Regions from separate parts of the Homo sapiens genome. Here region 2 is linked to region 1. The links are chromatin contacts, found by Hi-C or POLR2A ChIA-PET in ENCODE. All regions are on one chromosome and are shown on one strand. The core of a region is the stretch at or near the end of the contact, and the rest is flanking DNA. Distances in the headings are between cores, read along the strand shown. Region 1 overlaps SNX18 (sorting nexin 18). Region 2 has its middle 110 kb from the start of LINC02998.

What was found. Hi-C counts contacts between places; a loop is a spot of excess contacts on that map. ChIA-PET counts read pairs that join two places held with the same protein, here RNA polymerase II (POLR2A). Pooled maps may share reads with other maps.
Region 2: a map of endothelial cell of hepatic sinusoid shows a loop between it and region 1 (3-fold over the local background). The contact joins two enhancer-like sites. A Hi-C loop is called at or near these places in 30 of 168 maps with a recorded cell type or tissue (CD14-positive monocyte, Calu3, HepG2 and 18 more) and 14 of 50 pooled maps. POLR2A ChIA-PET finds 5 or more read pairs at or near these places in 3 of 52 experiments (CD4-positive, alpha-beta T cell, OCI-LY7 and activated T-cell).

What each region holds. Positions count from the first base shown.
Region 1 is chr5:54,531,364-54,537,894 of GRCh38, reverse strand. All of the region lies in intron 1 of SNX18 (sorting nexin 18), which reads right to left. Among named protein-coding and RNA genes, the nearest start is that of SNX18, 17 kb to the right of the region's middle. Within about 2 kb of position 3,879, at least 13 of the 41 ENCODE cell types and tissues checked have a DNase peak (open chromatin) inside an H3K27ac peak, as active enhancers do; they include ascending aorta, where a contact is called at or near this core.
Region 2 is chr5:54,634,454-54,640,984 of GRCh38, reverse strand. It overlaps a transcript of SNX18 not described here. Among named protein-coding and RNA genes, the nearest start is that of LINC02998, 110 kb to the left of the region's middle. RefSeq lists an enhancer at 899-1,473. Within about 2 kb of position 3,089, at least 4 of the 41 ENCODE cell types and tissues checked have a DNase peak (open chromatin) inside an H3K27ac peak, as active enhancers do; they include ascending aorta, where a contact is called at or near this core.

The sequences.
Region 1 (6,531 bases), core at 2,630-5,129:
GTATGACAGCATTTTTAAAGCATTCTCATGGCTGTACTGCATTGTTTTTTAACCAAACCCGAGGAGTGTAAATGAAAACTAAAAATGTTGCCCAGAATCTAAATAACACAAGGACTACACATTTTTCATGATGGAATCAATATGAAAACAGGCAATAGCATTGAAAGCTCTGCTTTTTAAGTGGCTAATTTAGGAGGAACATGCCCCCTTGCCAGCCCCCTCCCCTCATAAACATCATATTGCCACCACTCTGCTTTCAAAACAGAAGACGGAAATGAAAGAATGGGGGAGCAATTATATAATGAAGTTTAAGGTCAAAAACATCACTGTTAGAACAAACAAAAGATCCCACAGTACTCATAGTTAGGGGAACAGCTTTAAGATGAAAGAAAATAATAAACAGGTATAATCAGAGGGAAAAACATTTTCCAACGACAATGTCACTGTAAACTGAAACTGCTTCATTAGTTAGCTGCATCTGGAATAGCATGAGCATATTACGATTTTATTATGAAAAGAAAGTGCAGGTGCACATTAAATAGAGATTTAAAAAGCGGCTGACAATACAGACCAGTGTGAATATACTCTTTAAAAAACCTAACAATTAAGTAGTACCGTTTCCAATTCAGAAGAAAACACTATTCATACATGAAGTAGTGCAGCCTCTCCAAGTTACACAACTGAAAAGAAATTTTCTTCTCTCTCTCTCTCTTTATTTAATTTAAACTGTAGAGACAAGGTTTCACCATGTTGTCCAGGCCGGTCTCCAACTCCTGAGCTCAAGTGATCCGCCCGCCTCAGCCTCCCAAACTGCTGGGATTATAAGCATAAGCTGCAGCGCCCAGCCTGAAAAATACATCTCAAAAGAAGACATTTATGCAGCTGACAGACACATGAAGAAATGTTCATCATCACTGGCCATCAGAGAAATGCAAATCAAAACCACAATGAGATATCATCTCACACCAGTTACAATGGCAATCATTAGAAAATCAGGAAACAACAGGTGCTGGAGAGGATGTGGAGAAATAGGAACACTTTTACACTGTTGGTAGGACTGTAAACTAGTTCAACTATTGTGGAAGACAGTGTGGCAATTCCTCAAGGATCTAGAACTAGAAATACCATTTGACCCAGCCATCCCATTACTGGGTATATATCCAAAGGATTATAAATCATGCTACTATGAAGACACATACACACGTATGTTTATTGCGGCACTGTTCACAACAGCAAAGACTTGGAACCAACCCAAATGACCATCAATGATAGACTGGATTAAGAAAATGTGGCACACATACACCATGGAATACTATGCAGCCATAAAAAATGATGAGTTCACGTCCTTTGTAGGGACATGGATGAAGCTGGAAACCATCATTCTGAGCAAACTACTGCAAGGACAGAAAACCAAACACTGCGTGTTCTCACTCATAGGTGGAATTGAACAATGAGAACACTTGGACACAGGAAGGGGAACATCACACACCGGGGCCTGTCGTGGGGTTGGGGGAGGGGGGAGGGATAGCATTAGGAGATATACGTAATGTAAATGACTAGTTAATGGGTGCAGCACACCAACATGGCGCATGTATACATATGTAACAAACCTGCACGCTGTGCACATGTACCCTAGAACTTAAAGTATAATAAAAAAAAAATGAATTTGAAGTACAGGAAAAATAATTATTTAAAGTGAGGCAATCGATTTCAACCACATCCCAATACAGTGATACCGAACAGGCAAAAGGAGCCCAGAGTGCCGCCTAGGCTGAGCCTCCAACACACTGCAGCTATTTCTTCTTCAGGGGATCTCTGTGAAGGAGGCAGGAAGGATCCTAGAGTAAGCTCTAGGTTTACCTGTTGAGAGTGAAGTTTTGGTTGAGAGTTCAACTTAATTACTGAATTAGTTTGGTGGATTACTCGAATTCTTCCACAGGACAGAAAGTGCACTCAGGAACTAATAACCCTGAGGTCTAATTCCTAAATGAGAGGCAGGAGCCCAAGGGCACCTTCCCACACTCCAGTCCTGGAGATGCCCTCTGGGGAAGGCAAGGCAGAGCTACCTCCCAGGTAAGAAGGGCAGAGCTGGCTCTCAAATTTTTGTTTTTAATAAAGCTAAAAAGGTCTTAGAAGAGTTTTTATACAAGTCTCTCCATTCTACAAACAAGAGGGTGAGCTACTTGTTCAAAGTCCCACAGCTAATTCATGGCAAAGACCCCACCTCCACATGCCTGCCAGCCCTGGCACGTCCCATTCTCCCTTCCAAGCAGGGCATCCTCATTCAGGAGACCTATTACCCTCTTTGTGGGCACAGATTGAGTGGATTAGTGTATTGAGGCCTGAGATGGAGACTTGACCCTACTACATTGTTGAAAAGGGTCCTTTCCTTTCTATGTTTTGAGAGTTAAAAGGAAAATTAAACCAATATTTTTACTTTGCTTTAGGATTTGTTATTAACAAAACCTCCTAGATTCCCACGCTGATTCTGTACCTGGAAAATTCCCAACAGGGCTCATTTTCATATCAGTGCAATTTCCCAAGCTCAGAGAAAGGTACTTTGCCCCACTTCTCCATCACCAGTCCTAGCTCCAGAGAAATCGAATGTCCTAAATTCACTTCTATCCCCTCCTACCTTTTTTCTTTGTATCTAACCAATGTAAGCCATCTCGCAGTTCTAAAGGATGCTCAGGCTGAAAAGACCAAAGCAAGAAATAACTATGTCTTTGTTTATAATACATATATTCTCAATTTTAGAGGAATTATGTTACTCATGTTTGCAATGAATATAAAACAATGAAAACAAAAGAATTTAATCATGTGACAAGGTTCATTAATATTACCTTAAAAGGCTCAAATTTTTAAAAATCATTTATAAATTATGAATTAGAAATCAGCACCATGTTCAAAAGCATCACAGTATTTACACAGCATATCATTAAACTATTTCCATCAGTAAACGCTAACACTTAGGATTTCAATGCCAATTTTTTTCTAGAATGACAGTATGAGAGTAGTGAATCTCTCGAGTCATGTAGCCCATGAGCACATATTAAGAACACACTGCAAGCTGAAACTCAACCAGCACACTAGCAGATGTACTTGCACTGCACTAAACTTCTCTGTTCCATGTTCCTCTGCTTCTCATTTGCAGGGAGAACAACTTTCCTGGAAATTTCTGACCCATCAAAGTGAGACAGAGGGAAAAAAAAAACAAAACAAAAAAGCAAATCCTCATACGCTGTACTGCCTCAGGCATTTTAACCAGAACTTTCCTGGAAACTTCTGACCCATCAAAGTGAGACAGGGGGAAAAAAAAAGAAAGAAAGAAAAAAAAGCCCTCATACACTGTACTGCCTCAGCCATTTTAACCAGGCAAGGCCCTGCCCTCCCTTTAAAGAAGCTGTCTGGCCTCCTTACCGTTTTCCCTCTTTCTGCCTGCCCCCAAACTCAGGTCCCCACAGGGCTTGCCATGGCTCCAAGAGCTCCCAGTCCAACCCCATCCAGTCCTTGTACCTGAACTTTGCCTTCCTTTCCTCAATCCAATCTCTTATTCTCAGTATGTTTTGTCTCTTCTAAGACTAATTATACAAAAGGCCCAGTCACTAAGCAACAGGAATCCAAAGGCTACATTTTCTCCCTTAAAAAAAAAAAAAAGAAAAAAGAAAGCACCTTATTTAATTTTGAAATCATGAATGTGCCAAAAACATTAACTCGATTTCTGTCTTCCAGGGGCCCTTCCCCAGGAAACAGAAGCCATGGTGTACGGGAAAGAACAGGAGACAGGCTGAAGGGCAGCAGGGACAGCTGCTTAGAAGTCGCTCAAGACTGGACTCGGCCTGTTTTTCTTCATTCCCTGGCACACGTAACATGCTGAAAGAAAATGCTAATTTGGTCAGCGTGGCCTGTTGGGTTCTTATCCTCTCATTGCTGGGATCCACACCCTGGCCTTCCCTACTAACTCCCCATTAACTTCTTCCCCTCCCCTTTCCTTCCTCCCTGTTGGTCTCCACCTACTTGTTGATTACCCTTCCCCCTCTCTGCTCTAATATTTACTTTTTCATATTGTTTTGAGCAAAATGTCTCAAAAAGCAAAGGCCAGCATCCACTTAAAATAGAGAACTAGGGCAGCCGTCCAGCCACTTGATCATCACAGAGAAGCGCCTGCACTGTGCACACCTGTGCTCTGCACTTCGCATGTCTCATTTTCTTCTCTTTAACCGTGAAATAAAAGTAATCATTGCCACCATTTTCAGAGGCAGAAAGTGAAACTCAGAGAAACTAAATAATTTTACTCAGTGTCCAGCTGCATGTGAACCTGGGTCTGCCCAACTCAGGCAATTCCCTTGTATGTGGCCCAAGGGGGGATACCCTACCCATGGCGATCGCAAAGCCCCATAGATCGGCCTCAAAGCACAGCACACTACACCAGTACCCAACGCCTCCTAGGAGCCTATGCCACCAACATAGGGATGAGCAACCCACAAACCACCTCCAGACCCTAAATACTATTCCTGCATGGATTCATACTAAGTGGGTTCCAGGTTTAGACCACATTAATAAACCCTGGAGGGTACAAAATTAATACTGAACTCAAGTCAGGGAAAGCAATTTTCTGAATGGACTAATGAAGGTCCCTAAAGCTAATAACTATCAAAATTCAAAGGTAATTTAAAATTCACTTTTTAATTCATAAATATAATAAATGACAAAGAGAACTTTTGAACCATTTTGAAAAGGAGGGAAGAGGATCAAGACAAGCATAGTCAACTGCAAAAAGAAAAAAACCTGGTCACTTGATGGAAAAAAAATCACTTAAAGAATTCAGGCCTCTAAGCTTGATTTCATCCTGAAAATATCATTAGTCTGTTTCAGGTAAAAGCATTGTTATAATATTCTAATTAAGTAGTTCTTATAGCTTCATTCAGCAATCACCTAATGTCTAAAGGCAGAATGACATTCAGTTTGAATACAAATATTCACTTGCGTATAAATACCTTAAAAGATGATTATTTTAGTTACTATGCATATATAGTCATACAGTTTACCTCATTCCAAAAATGAAGAGAGAAATCACATGATTGTACCTCTTGTGGTTTATTTGGTAAAACTGTTTCTTGCTGGTAATTTTATATACATAAAGGTTCTTGTGTTCCAGCCCATAATGAATATTAAACGTGATAAAATTACTAGGGTGATAGTTTCAGGAGAATTCTGAAAACACAGTGTCTTTATTTGAGAAGTGTTTTTGGGTATGGTGGCAATGTTGATTTGCCTGTAGCCAAGCAAATATAGATGAAGACTTTAAAATTTGAGAGTAAGAAAGAAAACCATGTATTGTTTCTTTTCTTAAAGATCTGATACCCACAGAATCTTAATAAAATAAGGTAGACATACTATCCTTGATAATGCTGACCATACAATGAAACTTTTAAAAAACTAACTTTGTAAAAGTAAAACCCATATAATGGTTCAAATTCAGAGAACACAAATAGGGGCCTCAGGTCTGCAGTGCCCAGTTCTTTAATTACCTGAGGCATGTGCACGCATACTGGTCTCTACAAAAAAAAAAAAAGAAAAAAAAAAAGCAACAATAGATATGTTTGCAAGCTGCCAACACTTTCGACACGTGACATACAACAAGCATATCTGTACCAAAGAGTGAACTTGGGAAAGTACCTTTAATGAAAGGTAAAACCTTATTTTCTTTTTTTCTAGAAAGATAAAGGGAGACCCAAGCCAAAATAAATCTAAATAGAAGCTGCTAAAATAAATCTAAACAGAAGTCCCTCTAGATGGGGCCAGGAAGAGAGTAAAGTGGCCCCTGCTCTTTACGAGAGAAGCCAAGGCAAGGCAAGATAGAGCACACACGCAGAGCCAGGGCACTTATGGGACCCTATCTGAGTGCACTGTGGTTCATGCTGGAGTTAGCAGAATATCTGCAAATAATGCATTTCTCGTTTTCAAGTAATTTTCCAGTTTTTGTCTGAAATTGTAAACTCCATTGTCCCAATTGCCATGTATGCCACGGTGGTACCGACTGGTGAGCAGCACAAGCACTCTTCGTTATCCTGAGTGCTGCTTCACATCCCTTCACGATCACGAGGCTGTGGAGATAATTCCTAACTCAGCTGTTTTAAATGTAAGGACACGCCTCACTCCTGTGGTTTTCCCGCTGCCTCGCACTGGCAGGGCCCAGGTGTCCGGTGGCTGTGAGTCTTTACTCTGACCACATCCGGACATCCTTGTATGAAATCATAAATAACCAACTAAAGACAGAACAAAGCATCTAAAATTGTATCAAGTTTTAAAATATATGTGAAATACAAATCATAAAACGTGAAAATTTACAGATTATCCACACTAACATCTATCAGCATTTAGTTAAAAATGTCTTGCTGTAGACAACACGTGGCTTTGGTGAAAATCGCAAATGTCAACATAACTAAACACAATAAAAACACAATAAAAGAAAAAGGATTTTCTAAGACTCCCTTCAGCCCCATTCCTTGTCTTTCCTTTTAGTCCTGC
Region 2 (6,531 bases), core at 1,840-4,339, 100 kb before region 1:
ACATTCAAGCAGTTCTCCTATGTTAGCTTCCTGAGTATCTGGGACTACAGGCATGTGCCACCACACTCAGCTAATTTTTGTATTTTTAGTAGAGATGGGGTTTAACCATGTTGACCAGGCCGGTCTTGAGCTCCTGATCTCAAGTGATTCTCCCACCTCGGCCTCCCAAAGTGCTGGGATTACAGGTGTGAGCCACCACACCCAGCCTCCTGATTTTTTTTTTATCAACCTGATATGGATAGATTCCCAAGTCTTGATTACCCCATCCCCTTCTATTGAAGAGCCCTAGGAGAACCCTCTTTTGAGTTGCCCCCACAAGCTCTTTTACTCATTATGATGGTCAAAGAGAGGTTGTAAAGGGTGCACGATTTTATGAATCCCTTTTTAATCTATCCAGATGATCTCTTGCTGGGAATTACTATTTCGTCTTGTAGGCCAGAGCGTAAGATGAGACCCTACTCTGGCGGGCACAGTGGCTGATGCCTTGTAATCCCAGCAATTTAGGAGGCAGAGGTGGGTGGATTGCTTGAGTCTGGAGTTTAAGGCTAGCCTGGGCAACATGGCAAAACCCCATCTTTTTTTTAAAAAAAAGAAAGTACAAAAATTAGCCAGGTGTGGTGGCACATACCTGTAGTCCCAGCTACTTGGGAGGATAAAGCAGGAAAGTCGCTTGAGCCTGGGAGATGGAGGTTGCAGTGAGCCGAGATAGAGCTACCGCACTCCAGTCTGGGTGATGAGAGTGAAACCTTGTCTTACAAAAGAAAAAAAAAAAAAGAATCTATTTCTAGACAGTGATGAACTTTATTCCCCCATGTCATGGTCCTTGTAGCTTAAGGAGGTATTTGAGGTTAGGCTTCTCTGACCCTTTGCCCATTCTGCCAGGGGATAAGATATTGGACACCACACTGAAGTTAGATGTTGAAAATTGAGGTCCATAATCCCCGTATGTTCAGTCTCATTCACTTATCAAAGAATATTTCTAACTGGATCCCCAACAGAATCCTTACAATGGAGTGCCATCTCCATTGGCCTCAGGAACTGATGATTCTTTTAGTCCTTTCCTTATAGTGCGTGGGCCCACAGCTTACTTTCACTCATTGCCCACCTGGCTTTTGCTGATACATAATGCCCTTGCATAACCTCCTTGGTCAGCCTAATCACTTAACCCCAGGAGGCCCCTTCAGAAAATCTGCAAATCGCTTCTCTGAGTACGCTTGAGCGTAGCTTATTCAGGCCTAGATAAGCTTTGTTTCTTCAAGACAAAGCTTGTCCCTTTTGCTTCCAGCATAGACTCAGGCCATAGGACCCAAGTCTGAATTTTGGGTGCGTAACTTACTTTGAGCAAGTTACTATTTCTGGTCCTCAAGATTCTCGTGAAAAATAAAGATTAAAAATAGTCCTTACCTCCTAGCATTGTTTGAGAGTTAAATGAGTGAGGGCATTTTATACATTTAGACTATACTTGGCATATAATCAGCTATCAATAAATATTAGATAATATTATTTTGGCAAGAACTGGAAGTGACATTGGCTTTACCAAGTTCATTTGTCCATCTGTTCATTTGAAATGTATTTACTGATCCCCTATGATATGCCAGCTATTGTGATCAGCCACAATTAAGAATAGCCACTCCATACATTCTACAAATACATGTATGGATTCTAATGCATTGCTTTTTCTGAAAAATTTTTTTTTAAAACATGATACACCTTCAAAAAAACTGGAATTTTAAAATGCTCATGTCCCTAGATTGCTGGTTATAAACTATAAGTTCTCTGATTGGGAGAGCATTCGGTGGCCTACCCACTGTTACCTCTGAAGGCAAATTTTTACTGTCAGCCTCAAAAGGACTAAGTTAGGAAACTCATGGCAGAACATTAAAATGTTTATTTCTAATGAAGTTTTCAATATGTAGACATGATTTTTATCCACATTTGTATTCCTCTCTATTGAGATAAATCCAATCTAAAGTGAGGCCTATAGAATGAATAAAAAGTAAATAATATTTTAAAAGAGACCTTATGTCTGAGCAGAATTACTGCTCTAGTAGCTGGCCCATGGAGTGGAGGTGGGAAGGGTCCCACCTCAGGCCTTCAAAGGATGATGTTATGAGGTCTTGAGGTCGGGCCCTGGAGGGGTGTGGCCAGGGCTCAGATCCAGCTTCTACCATTTCTCCTGGCTGACCTTAGGCAAGCGGGTGGCTCAACTCTCTCTATGCTTGTTTTCTTTATCTATACAGGTAGATAATAAAAATACATATCTTGTAAGATTGTTATGAGGCTAAAATGAAGTGATACATGTAAAATATTTGTACATATGCAATAAATATTAGCAGTCAGTGCCAGTCATTGGTCTATATTTTTTCCTCATGAGCCATCCTTTTAGATACCAATACCCTATGTCAGGAAATGACAAATAAAAAACAAACAACAAAGAAGATACCAAGCCCTCTTAAAATAAAAATTCTTCACCAAAAAATTTTTTTAAATGTAATCTGCTATTATTCAGCTGTCTCAAGTTTCATTTAAAGATGAGGCATAGTGTGACATCCATTTTATAGATACAAAAACTAAGGATCCAAGAATGGTTCTCTAAGTTTATAAAACTCAGAGGTGTCAGAAAAACATAGCATACGCTCAGGATATCTGTCTCCAAGTCCCTCCCCCTTTTTATTTTTTAGCTTCACATATCTGTGGACTGGGGTTGGGGGGAAGATCACTATCTTTCAAAAACCACAGATTCTCAGAAAGTACCATTAACTATATCTAAAAATGCACCGTGGCAGCTATTTTTAAGTTATTAAAGTCAACATACTATCTATGCAGCAGCCATTGTTAAAGAAAGCTTCATGTAGAGTTAGAATATAAATGGGGAATGAATTCCAAAAGGAATGATGGGAGCCCGCACCTTGGTGACTACTGAACAATTACATGAGTTTTGTACAGAGATTTTGAAATTGGAGAAAATGTTCTCTCTCTCTCTCTCTCTCTCTCTCTCCAGTCCAGCAGTTTGAGTTTGAAAGCTGGGTGAAGTCTTGGAGAAGCTGGAGAGCAGCCCGGGTTTCCTGCTGCGTGAAGGCGAAAGCCTAGAGCTGGTTGGAACAAGCCTCTCTACTCTGACTTAGGTTTGCTCTTCTGGAAAGCTGTGAAAGAGAAGCCGTTTGCAAGGTCATGTAGAGTATGGCCCCTCCAGAGGGCCCGGCACCATCCCAGGCATTTCACACATCTCACCCCACGGAGTTGTTATGCAGGGGATTACCAAGAGGCCATTTTGACACAACTGTTTTAACACAGAGCTTAAAAAATAAATTATCAGGTAATGTCAACTGCCCTGTTTTGACCCTCACACCACTCTGGCGTGTCTCCTCAATTATCATTTTTGTTGAAACCTGTTACCTAGTATGTACTATTTTTATTATCTTTTCTAGCGCCCCTCTTTCCACTCCCTGTCCCTGAACCTAGCCTACCCCACCCCACCACCACTTCATTCCTCCTTGTTGGTACCAGCTGGCAAAATCTATATTATTAGAAAATTTCTTTGATAAAATTGACACTAATAAAATATCTGAAAATCCACTTTTCTCACGCCAAAGGATATTTGATGAAAATGAATTATGGTAACAGTTATTCAAAATGTACAAAAGGTTGAAAGATAATATTTTATTTATGATTAATTCATAAGAAAATTATAGGAGATTTATTTCAGATATTTGGAAGTAGTTCTGTGTTTGTATTCCTTTTTCAGGTGCAAAGTCGCAAAATTCTTCTCTCCATTCTGATACATTTAAGCACTTTTATGATGGCTCTCCCCTTTACATGTTCTGCTTGTATTCTTGGTCTTTTCAAGACTGAACAAATAAAATTCATTTACCAATTGTCACACATCCACTGTTCCACACTGAACTAGAATTTGCATTTGTCAATGTGCAAACTTTGACCAAGTTGTCTATTTGGCTATTGCCTCATTAGTCTCTTAAACTTTATATTTAAGGTAAAAAAATAACATATTTGATGAAGTCCTCACCATTTGACTTGAGGACACATGTGGAGATGGCATAGTGGTTAAGAAAGAATACAGGCAAACTGGTTTTGAATCCTGGCCCCATCCACTTTCACTGTAAAGTAATATTAGGAAATTCATTTAACTTCTTTGTGCTGCAACACACTGTGAGGAGTAAGTGAGTTCTAAAGTGCTTAATATCTGTGCCAGGTATTCTTTCAAGTGTTATATGCATGTTAGCAATTATTTTTACTAATTTAAAATTGGGTGCATTTTCTGTTTAGATGAACATTCCACTTAGCAGTAATAAGCAGTTTTCTTTTTTCCTTACTCATTTTTGATGCAACTCTAGGAATAGAAATTGTAGTTGTGGAAAGAGGCAGGTTTGGGGCAAAAAGCAGAGTAGGGGCTGGGGAAAGGTATAGAGGTTGAGCATGGCTCAGGCATGAACAACGTACAGGTTTACTGGGTAGTTTTGCAAAAGTGCTATTAAAAGAGAACAGAAGAGATGAGGTGATGTTTCCGTTATGCATACAACTCAATTTTTTTTTTCACTGAAGATTTTATTGCTTGATTTTTCTCCCCATAGCAAAATGCTCCAGAGATAAAAAAAAAAGTTGCACCAGGAAGACTTCATCAAAATGTCATGTGCTTCATTGTTTAAGCAGGTAAAGTATTGTTGGGTTGTGAAAATGAAAAAGTGATATCAGTAGACTTAGAGGGCCTCATCCCCGTTCAGGCCCACTTCTGAATGGGCCTGATGGGGAAAGGGAAGGAGAAGAGTGGATGCCCCTGACTGAGCATCATGGAAAGCTTCAGAAGCTTAGGAAGGCTAGAGTCTAGCATCTCTTAGACCAGAACAAAGACGTGAGTGGGCCCAGAGGATTGGAGCACCCAGCTAAGCCTTTCTCCTAAGCTGGTGTTTGCCCCAGTCAGCCAGTGATGGGAAGCATTTAGCATCCCCATTGCCCCTCACCTCTTCCCACATCCATGGTAGGCAGAGCCAACACATCAAAACAGTCACTCCTGATGAGCTCAGGGAACATCTCAGGTTTCCACTGCACATGATGCTCTAGGTAGGTTTCCCCGTGAGTGTGGTCATCAGGACTGAATACATAATTTGTAGGGCCCAGTGCAAAAAGAAAATGTTGAAGCCAATGTTCAAAAAGTATTACAAATTTCAAGATGGCAGCAGCAGAGCATTAAATCAAGTGCGAGGCCCTCTGAGCATGGGGCCCTGTACACAGGTTGTACCTGAAGTCAGCCAACTCTCCCCATAGTTGGTATATGAGTACCTCGTCCTGAAAGATCTCTGCTGAGACCACAGCATCCACTACATATGCTACCTCCAGCCCATAGACGGCCATTATTTTCCATTCCTGAAATCAATGGGGCAATTGATTGACCTGCTGGGACCAACATGATGAGGTCACTTTAATAAAATAAAACAAGGCAAACAGCAAGAAGAAAAAAATGCCAGGAAATGCACCAGGGAAAATGGTGCCACTCCTTAAAGCCTGGAGCAGAAGAAGATCAGAGGCACTGATTTTACAGGGAAACATGGAAGCCCAGCAAGTATTTTAGAAACTTGGTGGCTTTTCTATGGTTTTTATTGTCTGTAAGAATTTTCTTATATTTTCCCTTTTCACAGCAAAGGGAAGCTGGCGTTTTCAAAGTGAACTCTGCTAAAGACTAAGAAAGGAAAACGATATATAGTATTATAATATTAATAATAATAATTAAGGCTTATGATTATAATAAGCACTACTTTGGGAATATTCTCCCCCAAATGGCCCAGAGCAACACAAATATATTTTGAGACTCTAGAAAACACAAAAAACACAAAATGTGTTTATGTCTACCAATAAGGAGACATAAACACATTTTGAAATATGTATTCTTAGACACAAATTTCAAAATATATTTTTCTAGAAAAATATATTCTGGAGACAAAGTTCAAAAATGAATCACTATAAAATTATTTTCCGGCTGCTTTAAAATTGCAAAATTGTAAGTTCAATAGCTTGTAGTTCTATTTGTAACAAAAATTTAGTTTTTAAAGGAAATTCAGTTAGTTAATTTCCAGTGCACTGAAACAAGTATGCTGACAAACATTAATTATCCTAAAGATGCTTATTTTATGAATAAGACGCTCAATTTTTAAAAACATTCCAAAATGGTGTATATTTATAAATGTATTATATGTCTTTCAGCCTTGTCATGAATTTTTTTTTAATTTGGGATGTTATTCCCCTATTTCAACATCATATTTGCAGGGTTTTTGTGTGTAACTGTAAGTGAAGGTGTGCTCAGAAATGATTTTAGTGGGGTCTAAATTGTTGCAGGCGTGTCCAATCTTTTGAGTTTTCTGAGCCACATTGGGAGAAGAATTGTCCTGGGCCACACATAAAATACATTAACACTAAGGATCGCTGATGAGCTGAAAAAAAAAATCGCAAAAAAATTTCGTAATGTTTTAGAAAAGTTTATGAAATTGTGTTGGGCCACATTCAAAGCTATCCTGGGCTGCA